4 separate regions of the Homo sapiens genome follow, and regions 2, 3 and 4 are each linked to region 1. Evidence: chromatin loops called from intact Hi-C (ENCODE). Cell type or tissue: PC-9. All regions are shown on one strand. Each heading gives the region's core, and the rest is flanking DNA. Links, peaks and the distances in the headings are about the cores only. Region 1 overlaps LOC107986473 (a long non-coding RNA gene). Region 2 overlaps FBXW11 (F-box and WD repeat domain containing 11). Region 3 has its middle 24 kb from the start of SNORA70J. Region 4 has its middle 28 kb from the start of TLX3.

What was found. Peaks named below come from ENCODE experiments on the same cell type or tissue, not always from the same donor. Only the 100,000 strongest peaks of a DNase experiment are listed, where the experiment ranks them.
Region 2: it touches region 1 in a loop (5-fold over the local background); 5 of 110 quality-filtered maps call a loop at or near these places.
Region 3: it touches region 1 in a loop (16-fold over the local background); 59 of 110 quality-filtered maps call a loop at or near these places.
Region 4: it touches region 1 in a loop (11-fold over the local background); 59 of 110 quality-filtered maps call a loop at or near these places.

Annotation. Positions count from the first base shown.
Region 1 is chr5:170,742,865-170,746,561 of GRCh38, forward strand. It overlaps LOC107986473 (a long non-coding RNA gene), which reads right to left. Exons shown (of 3, transcript XR_007059044.1): 3 at 2,508-3,247. Among named protein-coding and RNA genes, the nearest start is that of GABRP, 39 kb to the right of the region's middle. RefSeq lists enhancers at 890-1,649, 2,409-3,168, 3,169-3,697. In PC-9, for the core only: CTCF peaks have their summits at 1,770 (motif pointing right) and 1,982; DNase peaks (open chromatin) are centred at 1,823 and 3,017; H3K4me3 peaks cover 1,351 bases; H3K27ac peaks cover 1,195 bases.
Region 2 is chr5:171,906,297-171,909,993 of GRCh38, forward strand. The region is part of intron 4 of FBXW11 (F-box and WD repeat domain containing 11); the gene reads right to left. Among named protein-coding and RNA genes, the nearest start is that of FBXW11, 98 kb to the right of the region's middle. In PC-9, for the core only: CTCF peaks have their summits at 1,620 (motif pointing left) and 1,821; a DNase peak (open chromatin) is centred at 1,605.
Region 3 is chr5:171,340,513-171,344,209 of GRCh38, forward strand. No RefSeq gene overlaps it. Among named protein-coding and RNA genes, the nearest start is that of SNORA70J, 24 kb to the right of the region's middle. In PC-9, for the core only: CTCF peaks have their summits at 2,032 (motif pointing left) and 2,233; a DNase peak (open chromatin) is centred at 2,029.
Region 4 is chr5:171,335,580-171,339,276 of GRCh38, forward strand. No RefSeq gene overlaps it. Among named protein-coding and RNA genes, the nearest start is that of TLX3, 28 kb to the left of the region's middle. In PC-9, for the core only: a CTCF peak has its summit at 1,576 (motif pointing left); a DNase peak (open chromatin) is centred at 1,582; H3K4me3 peaks cover 1,456 bases.

The DNA.
Region 1 (3,697 bases), core at 539-3,038:
TGTAGTCCCAGCTACTCAGGAGGCTGAGGCAGGAGAATGGCGTGAACCTGGGAGGTGGAGCTTGCAGTGAGCCGAGATCACGCCACCGCACTCCAGCCTGGGTGACAGAGCGAGGCTCCGTCTCAAAAAAATAAAAATAAATAAATGATTCTGGGGATGTGTCTGTCTGTCCATCTGTCTCTCTCCACACACACACACACACACACACACACACACACACACACACACACATCCTGTTAGTTCTGTTTACCTGGAGAACCTTGACTAACATACCCATTAAAACCAAAATATGTCCTTCAGGGTGTTAATGTTTGGTTGAAGAAACACAGAAGTTTAACAATTGTATCAGGCTGGGCACGGCCTATAATCCCAGCATTTTGGGAGGCCACAATGAGAGGATCACTTGAGCCCAGGAGTTCTAGACCAGCCTATGCAACATAGTGAGACAAAAAAATGAAGAAAATTAGGGGTGTGGTGGAGCGCACCTGTAGTCCTAGCTACTCGGGAGGCTGAGGCAGAAGGATCGCTTGAGCCCAGGAGTTCAAGGCTGTCGTGAGCCATGATCTCACCACTGCATTCCAGGCTGGGTGACAGAGTGAGACTCTGTCTCAAAAAAAAAACAAATCTGTACCAAAATTAGATGATTCTAGATAACCAAGAAGGAACTGTGCGAGGGCACTCTGATGGGTGGTCAGAGCAGGGTGGAGAGAGGGACAGCATTTCTGGAGCAACTTCTACTGTCAGCACCGAAGAACAGCACCTAATTTACTAACACAACCACCCTCTGATATACAAATAGAAATAAACTCCCCTTTTTCCAGACAGGGAGAGCTCAATAAGGTAAAACCACCAGCCCGAGGTCGCACTGCCAGTAATTAATGGGTTCAGAACTTAATAATGATAATGATAATGACCATAGCAACGTTTATTCGGTGCTCATAATGAGCCAGACACCACTCTGAATGCCTAATATAAATTATCTAATTTAATTCTCACCAAGAAAAAAAATCCTATTTCATTTGATGTCCCACTTTATCCACAAGGAAACCGACTCAGAAGTGATGGAGACAGGTTTCAGGTCAGCTGGTCCAATCCCAAAGCCCATTCTACACGCGCCCCTACTCTGGCTACCTCCCACTCCAACAGAGGCGTTTTGTCTCCGACACCTCCCCCCTGCTGTTCACACAAAGGGAGGACAACCCTGGGGGTTCTGGTAATCCTGGAAGGCTTCCTGTCAGAGGTGGGCCGGGGGAAACGCGGGCAGGAGAAGGGAAGTCTCGCTCAGGGGAGTGGTGTGCATGGGGCAGAGGCTGCCAGGGACGCTGAAGGCTGATAGCCGGGTTGGCGCGGAAATGGGACGCCGCAGGGTGGGACAGGCGGGAGGGATGGGATGGGCAGGGTGTGATGCCGGACGAAGGAAACGGGCCTGCCCGGCAGGTGGCAGAGAGCCACAGAAGAGCTCCGAGGGGGTGGTGCGTGAGATGGCGCTGCAGGCTGGAAAGGGGCTGCAGGCAGGGTGCCTCCAGAGACCGCAAGAGAACAGCTTGCGAGGGACCGTGGGAACTTCAAGGAACCGCACCGCCCTCCTGGACCACCCGAGAAAACAGGGGAAGTGGGCGAATGAGTAGACCAAAGTACTCATGACAGGGCAGGAGCAAGTGAGAGACCCTGGAGGACCATGGAGAGAACGTGGTAACCGATGGAGAGGGATGAAAACCGAGCCGCGGGTGTGAGTCTGAGGCGCCCCCAGGCCCACCAGCGTGTGAGCGGCAGGTGCTGTTCGCCATCAGCCGCTAGATGGAGCCGGCGCCTCGCCGAATGCGCCGGGATCCGTCGCGTGGATGTCAGGTCCGGGCCAGGGAGCCAAAGCGGCGGCTCCGCGGGGACCCTCCACAGTTCCGGACTCCAGCCCAGCGCCGGCTTCAGGGCGTGCGACCCTGAGCTTGGTTTAACGCTCCGCCACCGCGGCCTTGAAATTCACAATTTGTGAACAAGGGGACCCACTTTTTCATTTTTATTTTTGATTTACATTTTATTTTATATGTTATGCTATGTTGTTATGTATTTTTGAACGGGTCTCGCTCTGTCGCCCAGGCTGGAGTACAGTGGCGCGGTCATAGCTCATTGCAGCCTCCACCTCCCAGGCTCAAGCCATCCTCCCACCTCAGCCTCTTGCAAAGCTGGGACTACAGGCGCGCCAGCACGCTTGGCTAATTTTTTGTATTTTTTGTACAGACAGGGTTTCCCCATGTTGGCCAAGCTAGTCTCAAATTCCTGACCTCAAGTGATCTGCCTTCCTCAGTCTCCCAAAGTGCTGGGATTACAGGTGTGAGCCAGGGCGCCCGGCCCCACCTTTTCATTTTTGCCCTGAACTTGGCAAATTATGGAGCAGGTCCTGCCCAGGGCTTTCAGTTTCCAGCACTTTCTTGCCTTGACTCATTTTCCCTCCCACACCGCAGTGAGGAGAGGTTAGGGTCCCATTTTTTTATAGACCAAGAAACTAAGGCTCAGAGAGGCGAAGAGATCTATTTAAAATCACGCACTGGCCCTTGGTGGAGCAGGGCCAGAAGCCACATTTGTGACCCCAAGTACAGAGCTCTTTCCCACCCACCTAAGAGGCTGTCCCCTGGCAGGCAGGGTCCCACCTAGAAGGCCAAGACCCTCGCCCACGCCCAGCAGGGAGCCTCCTTCAGGCCCACCTGTGCTTATGGATAGCTTAGGGTGGGCCAGGGCATCTGGGCTCCAGTTGCTCAGAGGCTGGGGCAGGGCTGGGACAAGTGGCAGAGCTGTTCCCAGAGTCTGTTTCTTCTGATGATTGGAAACTCCCTGGCAGCCAAGAGGAAGAGGCAGTCCTCGGAGCCCAAGCTGCCAGTCCTGGCTCTGCTTCCTGGACAGCCAGCCACAGACACTGGCGGTCAGAAGGACCTTCCCTCGGGGCAGCTGCCCCACCACGGAGCTCCTGCACGCAGAGCGGGAGGGAGGAAAGGGGCCTGGCTTCCAAGTGAATGAGACAGACCAGAGCTTGAGTCCTGGCTCCCCGCATTCCAGCTGCACGCCCTTAGGCAGGTGGCCCCTCTGAGCCTTGCTTTCATCAGAAGTAAACTCAGGATCACATTCTCGGGACTGCTGCAGGGAGGGTTGCATAGTGAAAGCACCTGGCAAGTTGCAGAGACTTCATAAATATTCCTTCATTTACTCTCGGTTTCAGTCACAAAGGCAGCTGAGTTGTCTGCTCTGGAATCTTCCCCTGGGGGATGAAGCACAGAAGCCTGCTCTGGGGGTCACAGACTCTCCCCTAAGCAGGGTGGGGGCAGAGTGCTCGGTGAGGGGAGGGCTGGAGAGCAAGAGAGCTGTGAGAAATATGCTCCATCAGGCCAGACCAGCCACCGGAGGGGATGGGGGGGCATGGGGGGTGGGGGCCCACTGCAGGTCCGAAGCGGCCTGCCAGGTGGCTTTCCACGCTGGTTGGGGCTGCAGACAAGCAGATGCATTGAGGCCAGGCCATGGGGCAGGAGGAAGACAACACAAAGATAATAATACTCGCATTGCCCCATGTGGTTCTACAACCCCAAGCTGGTGCCAAAGCCTTCCCCTCGCTGCATCCTCACCTCCGCACTTTACAAATCAGTGACCCAAGGTCAGGAGAGTGACACAAAGACGTGGACCAGCCTCCTAATTCTTGATTCAGTGATCACCC
Region 2 (3,697 bases), core at 550-3,049, 1.2 Mb after region 1:
ACAATGCAATTGCTAACAGCAACAGTCCCTCAACGGATGCCTTTCACTTGGAAAACACCAACCTAAGGTTTCAGACAGAAATGAAGTGAAAAGAAGCTCAGGTCACAAAGTCTAACATCTTTTTTCCATAAAACACCCAGGAAACAAAACAACAAAGTGACAGACACCTATATGATGTCAGAATGAATCAATTCGGGAATCAGTGGGTGAATAATTAAAATTTCCTACCAATAAATCTTACTACCTCTGGAGAAGCAGGTGTTTCCTGCCTCTCTGGGCTTTTTCTTAAGCTGCCATCCTCAGAGTACCCAATAGATGCCAGGCATATTATAACATATTATCATTAATCCTCACACAATACCCATAAAGTATTACTATTATTCCCACACAGAGGAGGAAACTGAGGCTCCAGAAAGTGGGACCACACAGCTGTAAAGTGTAAGGGCTAGGATTCAAACCAAGGGCCTGTGTGACTCCAGCACCCATGCTTTTTCCTGTCACGCTGCTCTGGCCGTGTACCCATCCTAAAGCCTTATCTACGCTCTGTTTCTTCCACATCTCCTGGGACTTTTAATCTAATCTCTGTCACATTTATGGTCCATAATGGCTTATCATCCTTTCTTGGGGATAAGACAATTGAATAAACCAGGGCCAGACAGCCAAGTGTTTCAAAACTCTTAATTGCTTAGACACCTCAACAAACCGATCACCAATGCTTATCATCCTTTTTGAAGTACAATCTGTCCCTACTTTACATGGTATGAATTTTCCCATTAACAACAGTTCTTACAAACCGCAAACTCAGCCTGCAGAAATTGACATTGCAGACTAAACATTTACTATGATTTTTAGAAAGGCATATCATAATTATCACTTTTTCCACTGAGCCAAAAGGAGCCAGAGACCACAAACATTTTCCATTTTCCCTATACTGACAGGTATGATATTCACAGCAAGCATTTAAAAGCTATAATTATAATTTTTACAGAATTAATGGTTTTCACAATCAAATGAAGTCGTAAGTTGACTGTCAATTTCAATAGTGTAAAAACCTCAAACTCAAGATGATGTACAGTAAAAATGAAACACCAAACTAGTATAATGATTCATAAGTTGCTCCACACATTATTAAATCTAAGTATGAACATGGACACAGACCTGTTTCTCCTGTGATGCTCTTAAAGCAGAGTCTGTGTTAAGGAACTAATGCCATGTTTAATCTAGGTCTACTAGATACTAACTAACACAATCAACTTGGCCAGCTCGTCCTCAGCTATTAGATTCATATGTATGATATACACTGACATATGTATATATGTTCAGATCAAGTCCTGTTAAAACAAATAGCATTTTAACTAAAGTATTTCCATGTCCCAGCCAATGGTCCATTCATTTCATGTAATATTCAATACCACAAAATTCCACTTTAACAGAGATATGGACAATGCCTTAACATTCGCTGTAATGAAAACTGAATTGTATGCAATTATACTAACCATATTTATATACATAACACATGTTCATCTGTTCTGCTTCTTCTCCAAGGCTGTATACTCCCTAAGAGATGGGGTTGCCTCTGAACTATACTCTGAAAAATCAAGAGAACTTCAACAGTGCCACCTTGTGGCTACTCTGCAAATACAAGGTGAGTTCCCTGGCCCTCTAAAACGTTTGAGAAGCAAATTACAGGGAAGAAAATAAAACCAAAACGGTGGAAAACAAACAATAAATTGAATTGCTTGAGAAAAATGAAGGCATCCTCTCATCAGTTAAAATCACTTATGAGGGACAAATACAATCACCAACTTAAAAAAAGACTCTGTCTTTTCTTGGTGTGAGATGCAGTCTGATTCTATAGGTTTCTGGGTTTGAGTTCTGCACATACAGAGAAGCTGCATCATATGTACATGCCTCATCTTACTTCCATTCACCTGTAATTCTCTCTCACGCAATCAAAAGCATGTCTCCATCTCCCCCTCCCTGGATCCCTCCCTCATAATTAAAAGTGAGAATTATTGAACTGAGTTGTAATCCTTACATTCAGTACTTGGGGCCAATTTAAGGAATTTTCCTTAGCCGTTGTACTAATTTTTGAACCAACCCCTACCATCATTCACATCACCACCACTATAATCAAGATGTGTGATTCTGGGCATCTCACCCAATTAACTTCTCCTTGGCTTCCTAATCTACACAATGAAAAACAGGACTAAGTGATGGCTAAGATCCCCTTCAGCAATTAAATAGTATGATTCTAGAAAGAGAGGATTTACGTTTTGCTTTCCTAGAGATTCTAATGGAAGAAATGAGCAAGTCATGCTAGATTTCAGCATAAAAAGAACGGCAGTGTCAAATTTTTCTAAGCTAACTCTCAAATATCCTTAAAACTCCCATTGTAGAAGGTAAACTTACACGTTTTGGAAGAGAGATTAGAAATCAGAAGCTGGTTTGTCAATTTGCAGCCTCAGGTTTCAGGCCTGAGGCCTGAGCCTGGGTCTTGTTTGCTGTGGAAGTACTTAGAACATGAGTCTTGTTTGCTGTGGAAGTACTTAGAACACGGAGTCCTGATGTTCTATAAATCACAGATAGGCTAAGGGAGGAGCTACTCTTTAAGAAGCTATCCTGTAGCTCTGACAAGGGCTAGGGTTGTGGTAATGGTACTGGCTCATCCCTGGCTACTTCTAGGCTTATTTTGACATGGCAATTTTAACCACACACTACACTGGCCACATCAGAGGAAAACATTCTGGCCAGCATTCTCTATAGGAGTGAAATCTCTATATCTTACCTAGCCAAATTTAAATTGAGAATTTTTTAAAAAACAATATAGAAACAGAAAAAAATTCATGATTAATCATATTCAAAGGGGAGTTCAGCACAGTGGTGCATGCCTGTAGTACCAGCTACTCAGGAGGCTGAGGTAGGAGTATCACTTGAGCCCAGGAGCTCAAGGCCAGCCTGGCCCACACAGCAAGATGCCACCTCGTTGAGAAAAACAAAAAGGTGGTACAGAACACAGCAAATTTTAAATTATTTTTTAAAAATCAAAGGGAAATAAATAGGTGGAGCACAGTGAAACCATTCTGTAGGAGACTCTTAAGGCAGATATATGTCATTAGACATTTGACCAAACCCACAAAATGAATAACAGCAAGAGTAAACCCTAATGTAACCTATGAATTTGGGGTAATAATGATGTGTCAGCTTAGGTTCATGAATTGTAACAAATGTACTGCTCTGCTGTGCAATGCTGATAGTGGGGCAGGCTGAGGGAACGGGTTATGTGAATATGGGAATTCTCTGCATTTTCCCTTCAATTTTGATCTGAACCTCAAACTGCTCTAAAAATATAAAGTCTACTTTTAAAAATCAAAGTAAATTTAACCAGATGTGTGTGTGTGTGTGTGTGTGCACGTGCGCGCGTGCATGTACACACCTATGTGTGTATGAGACATATATGGGAAGACAGTAGTGAGGGAGAGGATGCAGAAACAGCTTTTGAGAAATATAATAAAGACATGCTACCAGTTTTCCCAATGTATTTTTGCCATTCCTTAAGTGCCACTTCAGATACAAATGAATGCCCTAAACTTTTGGGACACTTCCCAAACATACAAACTATGTTTGAAGGGAAAAGAGTACCAGTTTTTTTAAAATTACATACAAAGGCAAAGTGCAGACTCTAAACTACATCAAA
Region 3 (3,697 bases), core at 597-3,096, 600 kb after region 1:
ATTTAACGAAGGATGTTTTATTTATTAGCATAAAGAGACACAGTGGATTATTGGGTGATTAAAGTGACGATACGGCTGCTGTACTTGTCAAAAATATAGCCCTAATTCAATAGCAAGGCGACAGAGAGTCTATGAGCTGATCTATGCCTAAGCAAACTGACTCTGAAAGCAGGACATTGCCCTCTTAAAAGGATCTTTGTAAATTTCTATAATTGCACATTATCAAAAACAAACAGCAGCGATAACAAACCCACAGAGTGAGTTCTCAATTGGAAGTTTACTTTCTATCTGCCAAGAGCCCCTACTTTTTATCTTTTGCATTCCTAACATCTCAAATCAATAATAGAGAATGATACTTAATGTTACTAATCTTTGTGGCAAACACTTTTTTTTTTTTTTTTGAGACGGAGTTTCACTGTTGTTGCCCAGGCTGGAGTGCAATGGTGTGGTCTCAGCTCACTGCAACCTCCACCTCCCGGGTTCAAGCAATTCTCCTGCCTCAGCCTCCCGAGTAGCTGGGATTACAGGTGTTGGCCACCACGCCCGGCTAATTTTTGTATTTTTAGTAGAGACGGGGTTTCACCATGTTTGTTGGCCAGGCTGGTCTCGAGCTCCTGACCTCAGGTGATACGCCTGCCTTGGCCTCCCAGAGTGCTGGGATTACAGACATGAGCCACCGTGCCCAGCCGGAAACATAATATTTTTATTAGAAGTAAATTGAAAAGAAAATGAAATAAATGGAGCAAAGGAAGAAAGGAACTAGCATTTATTGAGTGCCTTCTGTGTACCAGGCACTGTTCTAAGTGTTTCATCAGTACTATCAGGCTATCTTTTCCTTTTTTTTTTTTTTTTTTTTTTTTAGACAGAGTATCACTCTGTCATTCAGGCTGGAGTACAGTGGCATGATCTCAGCAGCTCACCACAGCCTTGACCCTCTGGGCTCAAGTGATCCTCCCACCTCAGTCTCCCAAGTAGCTGGGACCACATGCATGAGCCACCACACCTGGCTAATTTTTTTTAACGTTTGTAGAGATGGGGTTCTCCTTGTGTTGCCCAGGCTGGTCTCAAACTCCAGGGCTCAAGCAATCCTCCTACCTCCCAGCTTCCCAAAGTGCTGGGATTACAAGCATGAGCCACCACGCCTGGTCATAAAAAAAAAATTATTTTTAAATCTTGAATTGGCACCTATTCACTATTTGTCCTTTGTTTTCCTTCGGTTCATGCCATTTAAGTCCTACAAGTAGCTTGTATCACCAGGACTACTTTGCTTCGCCTGATAGTGAGGAAAAACTTGCTATCACTTGTCAATTAACATGTTTACTGCAATCACAATGTCTATATTTCATCTATTCTTAACTCTTAAAAAGGATCAGAATTGGGCAGGGTGCGGTGGCTCATGCCTGTAATCCCAGCACTTTGGGAGGCCGAGGCGGGCGGATCACAAGGTCAGGAAATCGAGACCATCCTGGCTAACACGGTGAAACCCCGTCTCTACTGAAAATACAAAAATTAGCCGGGCGTGGTGGCGGGCGCCTGTAGTCCCAGCTACTCGGGAGGCTGAGGCAGGAGAATGGCATGAACCCGGGAGGCAGAGCTTGCAGTGAGCCGAGATCGCGCCACTGCACTCCAGCGTGGGCTACAGAGCGAGACTCTGTCTCAAAAAAAAAAAAAAAAAAAAAAAAAAATCAGAATTGTACTCTGTGTGTATGTGTATAATGTGGCATACAATATGTTTTCCCTAAAATATCAGCTCTGTGCTGACTCCTGTGAATTTAAAGAACTCTTATAAGATTATAAACTACAATCACATGGTCATGTAAATCATTAATTTGTTCTTTAATATGTGTTATTTGTCTTATTTGCATTTCAGGACACAGTGATATTTCAAGGTAAAATATTACAGATTCTGTTTTATTTCAGGTTATAAGCCAAGATATGGTGTAGACCCTTTCTCAATTATTTTACTATGTTTTAAGCTGAAATCCACCCAGCATATCACAAACCTTTCCTGCGCTTTAGGACTTTAGATTGACAGCGCCCTCTGCTGTAACTCTGAGTTTGTCACACTATTCTAAACCTCACTAAGAGTCAGCACGGAGACAGACACATCCCTGCTGAAACGGATCTCCAGGTCAGGATCAGCTCCTCAGCTTTTAGGGTTTGAACCCAAATACTGACAGTAACTCAAATCCGGGCAGGCTCTGGGGACCAGTGTTCACTGACTGACTGCCAGGATTTTTCTTTCCATCCCACCCTCTCCCCTGAGTTCCTGGGCGCCTGCATTCAGACCCTTAGACGATATATAATGGGCATTTTAAATTTAGCACTTCCCAACCCGACCTCTTGACTCCACCACTCTCAGCCCAAGTGTGACTTAACTCCTGGCCTTCCTGTACCCATTAATGGCTCGCCACTCACTCAGTGGCTCAGGCCCCAGCGCTGGGAGTTCTCTGACTTACCTCACCTGGCACATAGGAGGCCCTTTATAAATATCTACTGCATGGGCCAGGCGCGGTGGCTCACGCCTGCAATCCAGCACTTTGGGAGGCCGAGGCGGGCGGATCACCTGAGGTCAGGAGTTCGAGACATGGAGAAACCCCGTCTCTGCTAAAAATACAAAATTAGCCAGGCGTGGTGGCGCATGCCTGTAATCTCAGCTACTCGGGAGGCTGAGGCATGAGAATCACTTGAACCCAGAATGTGGAGGTTGCAGTGAGCCGCGATTGCACCCTGCACTCCAGCCTGGGCAACAGAGTGAGACTCTGTCTCGGGAAAAAAAAAAAGTTGGTCCTGCATTCGCTTAGGAGAAAATAGTTGGTTTAAGCAAAATCCTAAATTAATTCTAAATTTCTAGCCAGGCATAGTGGTTAACGTTTGTAATCCCAGCACTCTGGGAGGCCAAGTGGGAGGATAGCTTGAGCCTGGGAGTTTGAGGCTGCAATGAGCCATGATTGTACCACTGCACTCCAGCCTGGTTGACAGAGAGAGAGCCTGTCAAAATAATAAATAAATAAACAAATAAATAAATAAGGCTGGGAGCTCATGCCTGTAATCCCAGCACTTTGGGAGGCCGAGGCAGGGGGATCACTTGAGGTCAGGAGTTTGAGACCAGCCTGGTCAACATGGCGAAACCCCGTTTCTACCAAAAATACAAAAATTAGCCAGGCGTGGTGGCAGGTGCCGGTAATCCCAGCTACTTGGGAGGCTGAGGCAGGAGAATTGCTTGAACCCAGGAGGTGGAGGTTGCAGTGAGCTGGGATCACACCTCTGCACTCCAGCCTGAGTGACAGAGTGAGACTCTCTCTCAAAAAAACAAATAAATAAAAATTTAAAATGAAATAAATAAATTTCTAATTAATTCTAAATTTCTAAATTATATTGGCTAGTTCAATAGTTCAATTTAGGGCTGGGCACAGTGGCTCACAGTACTGTAATCTCAGTACTTTGGGAGGCTGAGGCAGGTGGATCGCTTGAGCCCAGGAGTTTGAGACCAGCCTGGACAACAAAGGGAAACCCTGTCTCTACAATAAATACAAAAATTAGCTGGGCATGGTGCACGCCTGTAGTCCCAGCTACATGAGAGACTGAGGTGGGAGAATTGCCTGAGCTTGGGAGGTTGAGGCTGCAGTGAGCCATAAGCCATGTCACTGCACTCCAGCATGGGTGTCAGAGTGAGACCCTGTCTCAAAAAAAAAAA
Region 4 (3,697 bases), core at 603-3,102, 590 kb after region 1:
GAGGGATGGAGTCAGATGGAGAAAAGCAGGCTAAAGCTTCCCAGACCGGAGGAGAAGGGAGCAAAAGGAAATCGAGAGTGAGGGAACAGCAGAAAACCAGCACTGCGGAGAGACATCTGTCCCAGAGGGAGCCTGTGCCCTGCTTCCCACTCAGTGCACAAGGACAACACCAGACCCGTGGCAGAACGGCTGCATGGTTAGACAGATGGGCCTGAGACCACCTCCCAGAGCTTCCTGCACCCCAGAGGGCACAGGGACTATGCAAAATGACTCCCATATGCCCGGGGAGGGGGGAGTCTGGAGGCGCTTGGAGAGCATATCCGGAGGGCCCTTCTGCTTGAGAAAGGAAGCTGTGTGGCAGCCTCCTTCATGAACCCAGATCAAGGCCAGATGATGGTCTTCACCCCAGATGCCAGGATACATGGACAGTGGCTGAAGATGAGGACAGGTGTCTGGCTTGCCTTGATGCCTTGTAGCCCTGCAGAATGGAGATCAATCCAGGAAAACCCAAAGGTCAACTTTCTGTCATTTGTCAGTATGTTGCTCTTAAAAGAAACTGAGTCTCCTTATAGAGAAATCGTTATACATCTTGTAAACCTGAGTTTGCAAATGTTGATACTTGGAGGCCCTCAATGGAATGAAATGGAGAAGCAAAATTTTTTAAGTAGCAAAGTGCCTTGTCCAAACATTAGTCTTTTCCAGAGACTTCTATAAGAGGGAACCCCAGGACAGACTGCCCCCTTAGGACCCCGGGGACGGTTTTTCTGATAAGGATACGATTTCTCTGCTAGGGACACAACTACATCTCCCTCCCACATTCTGAAGGGCCAGGAAGCCTTTGCCACGCTTGGTGCTTCTTCCTCCATCAAATGCTTTCTGAATCAACTGGATCTGCCGCTGAGCACGGTAAGGCGGATGATCTGGAAGCTTTCCAGGTGCTTTAGGAAAGAAGCGGCATTTCAGCCACGGTTTTTGGCCTTCATAATCAATGTCAGCCTCTAATGCTGTCTGGAATAGCAGATGAGTGCCTGTCTGACCCGGAAACCTTTTGTTCGCCGCGCCCCCCAGCTTTGTTACTCGCTGATGGAGGCTGGTTTTGTCATCTGCCGTAGCTGTCTTACCGGTCTGACCGTTCCTTTACCTATCCTTCAAATGAGCAGAAGAATAATTTCTTCGTGGGGGACTGATGCTGAGCAGATGTTCACAGAGCCCCAGAGGATCACCGTGACAGGTCCCTCAGTAGGACTGAGATTGTGGTTATGTAATAATTTTCCCTTCTCATTTTGATTAAAAAAATGATGCATGCGCATCTCTGAGCGCAAATGTGTCAATGCTAATTGGACATGCGCATTCGAGACGGCTCCATACGGAACGGAATGGGACCGTGGCCCCGAAGCAACACTCCCTCCCAGCACCATATTACGCAAACAAAATGATTCAGGGGAAGAATTCCTCCATTAAAAAGAATTTGAGGTGTCCCTGATCTTTGGGTGCCAAACATTGTGGCGAAGGGCTCCGCCGGCCCCTACAGACGCGAACTTGGTGCCGTAGTCTCGAGTGCCCTCTGCCGTAACTTGGGAAACCAGCGCTTCTTTAGGGAGCCAGCCATGTCTCCTGCAAGGAAGGAAAATGAACTACGCTTTATTTCTCAAAAGTTTCCGTCAGAATCTGGCCTTCCTGCTGTTTCGAGTTATTTGGGTTGGGGGCCAGGCTCCCTCAAAGCCTGGAGTGTCCCGTTAAGTCAGCCTCAATGTTCACCCCAAAGATGGAACTGGGGCGTCTTGGAACAAAAAAAGGAAACTGACCAAAATACGATGACTCTCGGGATTGAAATAGAGCGCCACGATATTTTGGAGACATCTTCTGAGAGTATAATCTGGGTCTGATTTTATACAACCTCAAGCTGTTGTGTTCTGAGCATTATTTATTCATTTTAACGTTCACTCGAATTTTGTTTTTTTGCCCATCAAGCAATGAAAAGCTTAGATTTGGCCCAAAATGTGGAGGTCTTCACTGGGTTTGTCTGTGCCTTTCTTTCATACCTCAGTATGGCTTAAAGACCAAATGTTCATTTACTCTGTAAGTGAAAAGGATATTTGCCCATTAATTTCAACTCCAGTGCTCAAGCCCCATATAAGACACAGTTAATATGATCTCACTTTGGATGACACTCGGAGGAGCAGGAAGACAATTTGTGGGGGGAAAGGAATAAGAGGCAGCGCACATTTAACAGGAATGTTAATATTTACTGGTCGTTGTGCTCGATATCTGGAAGGCGGCACAGTCACTAAGTAGGGATTACATCTTCAATTAAGTAGTGGTGGCAGGGGACTTAGCGATGTTTCACAGAGGGAAACTGCCGGAATCATACTTTAAGGAGAATAATTTTTTTAAAAGCTACAAAAAAAATTGAAAGAAAAGCCCGAGGGAAAAAAATAGAGGGAACATTTCTGTTTAGGGAATCCTAATATTTTGGCTGAACACATTATGTAAAATTAAATACTATTTTAAACCAAGGAGATATAATATCTAATTAAGTTTTTGTGGTTGATGGGCTTAGAGAGGATTGTGAATGTTACATCCATTGAACTGAAAGAAGTAGAAAAATTAAATAACACTGTTCTATAGTGACTTTCACCCAGACATACAAGCAGACTTCCATATTCCACTATTACTCTGCCCTACCTACAGCTCACTGAAGACATGAAAGAGAAAATGAGAATGAGCACAGTGATCTCGTTAAGGCTTGTAACAACCCCAAGGAGCAGAGACCAAGAGTTGTCAGCCCCATTTCCAAGCAGCAGCCATGGGCTCCAAGTGAACAAGGGACTTGCATCTGGGGTTATCCAGTGAGTCAGGGTGGAGAGAGAACAGAACCACCACCTTCCCGCTGCATCTGGAACTTCTGTCCCAGCATGCCCTGTGCTCCCCAGCAAGAAGAATGTCACACTGGGGAAGTAGAGGCTTCGGTTCCTGACCAGAGTTATCAGGGAGCACCAACATTTTAAGACTTTTTGGAGTTTTAGGAGAATTTCAATGTAACGTATGTGGTGACAGGAGATGGAAGATAGTTTTAAAAGAATATTGACTTCTAAGATTAATTATTACATGACGGCATTTTCAAGTAACTCTATACAATAATTTTTTTTTTTTTGAGATGGAGTCTCGCTCTGTCGCCAGGCTGGAGTGCTGTGGTGCAATCTCAGCTCACTGCAACCTCCGCCTCCTGGGTTCAAGTGATTCTCCTGCCTCAGCCTCCCGAGTAGCTGGGACTACAGGTGCGCACCACCACACCCAGCTAATTTTTTGTATTTTTAATAGAGATGGGGTTTCGCCACGTTGGCCAGGCTGGTCTTGAACTCTTGGCTGCAAGTGATCTGCCCACCTTGGCCTCCCAAAGTACTGGGATTACAGACGTGAGCCACCACGCCCGGCTACAGTAATTTTTAAAGGTAGAAAATCAAGCCTGGGTGTGGTGGCTCACATCTGTAATCCCAGCACTTTGGGAGGCAAGGCAGGCGGATCACTTGAGGCCAGGAGTTCGAGACCGGCCTGGCCAACATGAGGAAACCCCATCTCTACTAAAAATACAGAAATTAGCCAGGCACAGTGGCACACACTTGTAGTCCCAGCTACTCAGGAGGCTGAGGCAGGAGAATAGCTTGAACCCAGGAGGTGAAGGTTGCAGTGAGCCAAG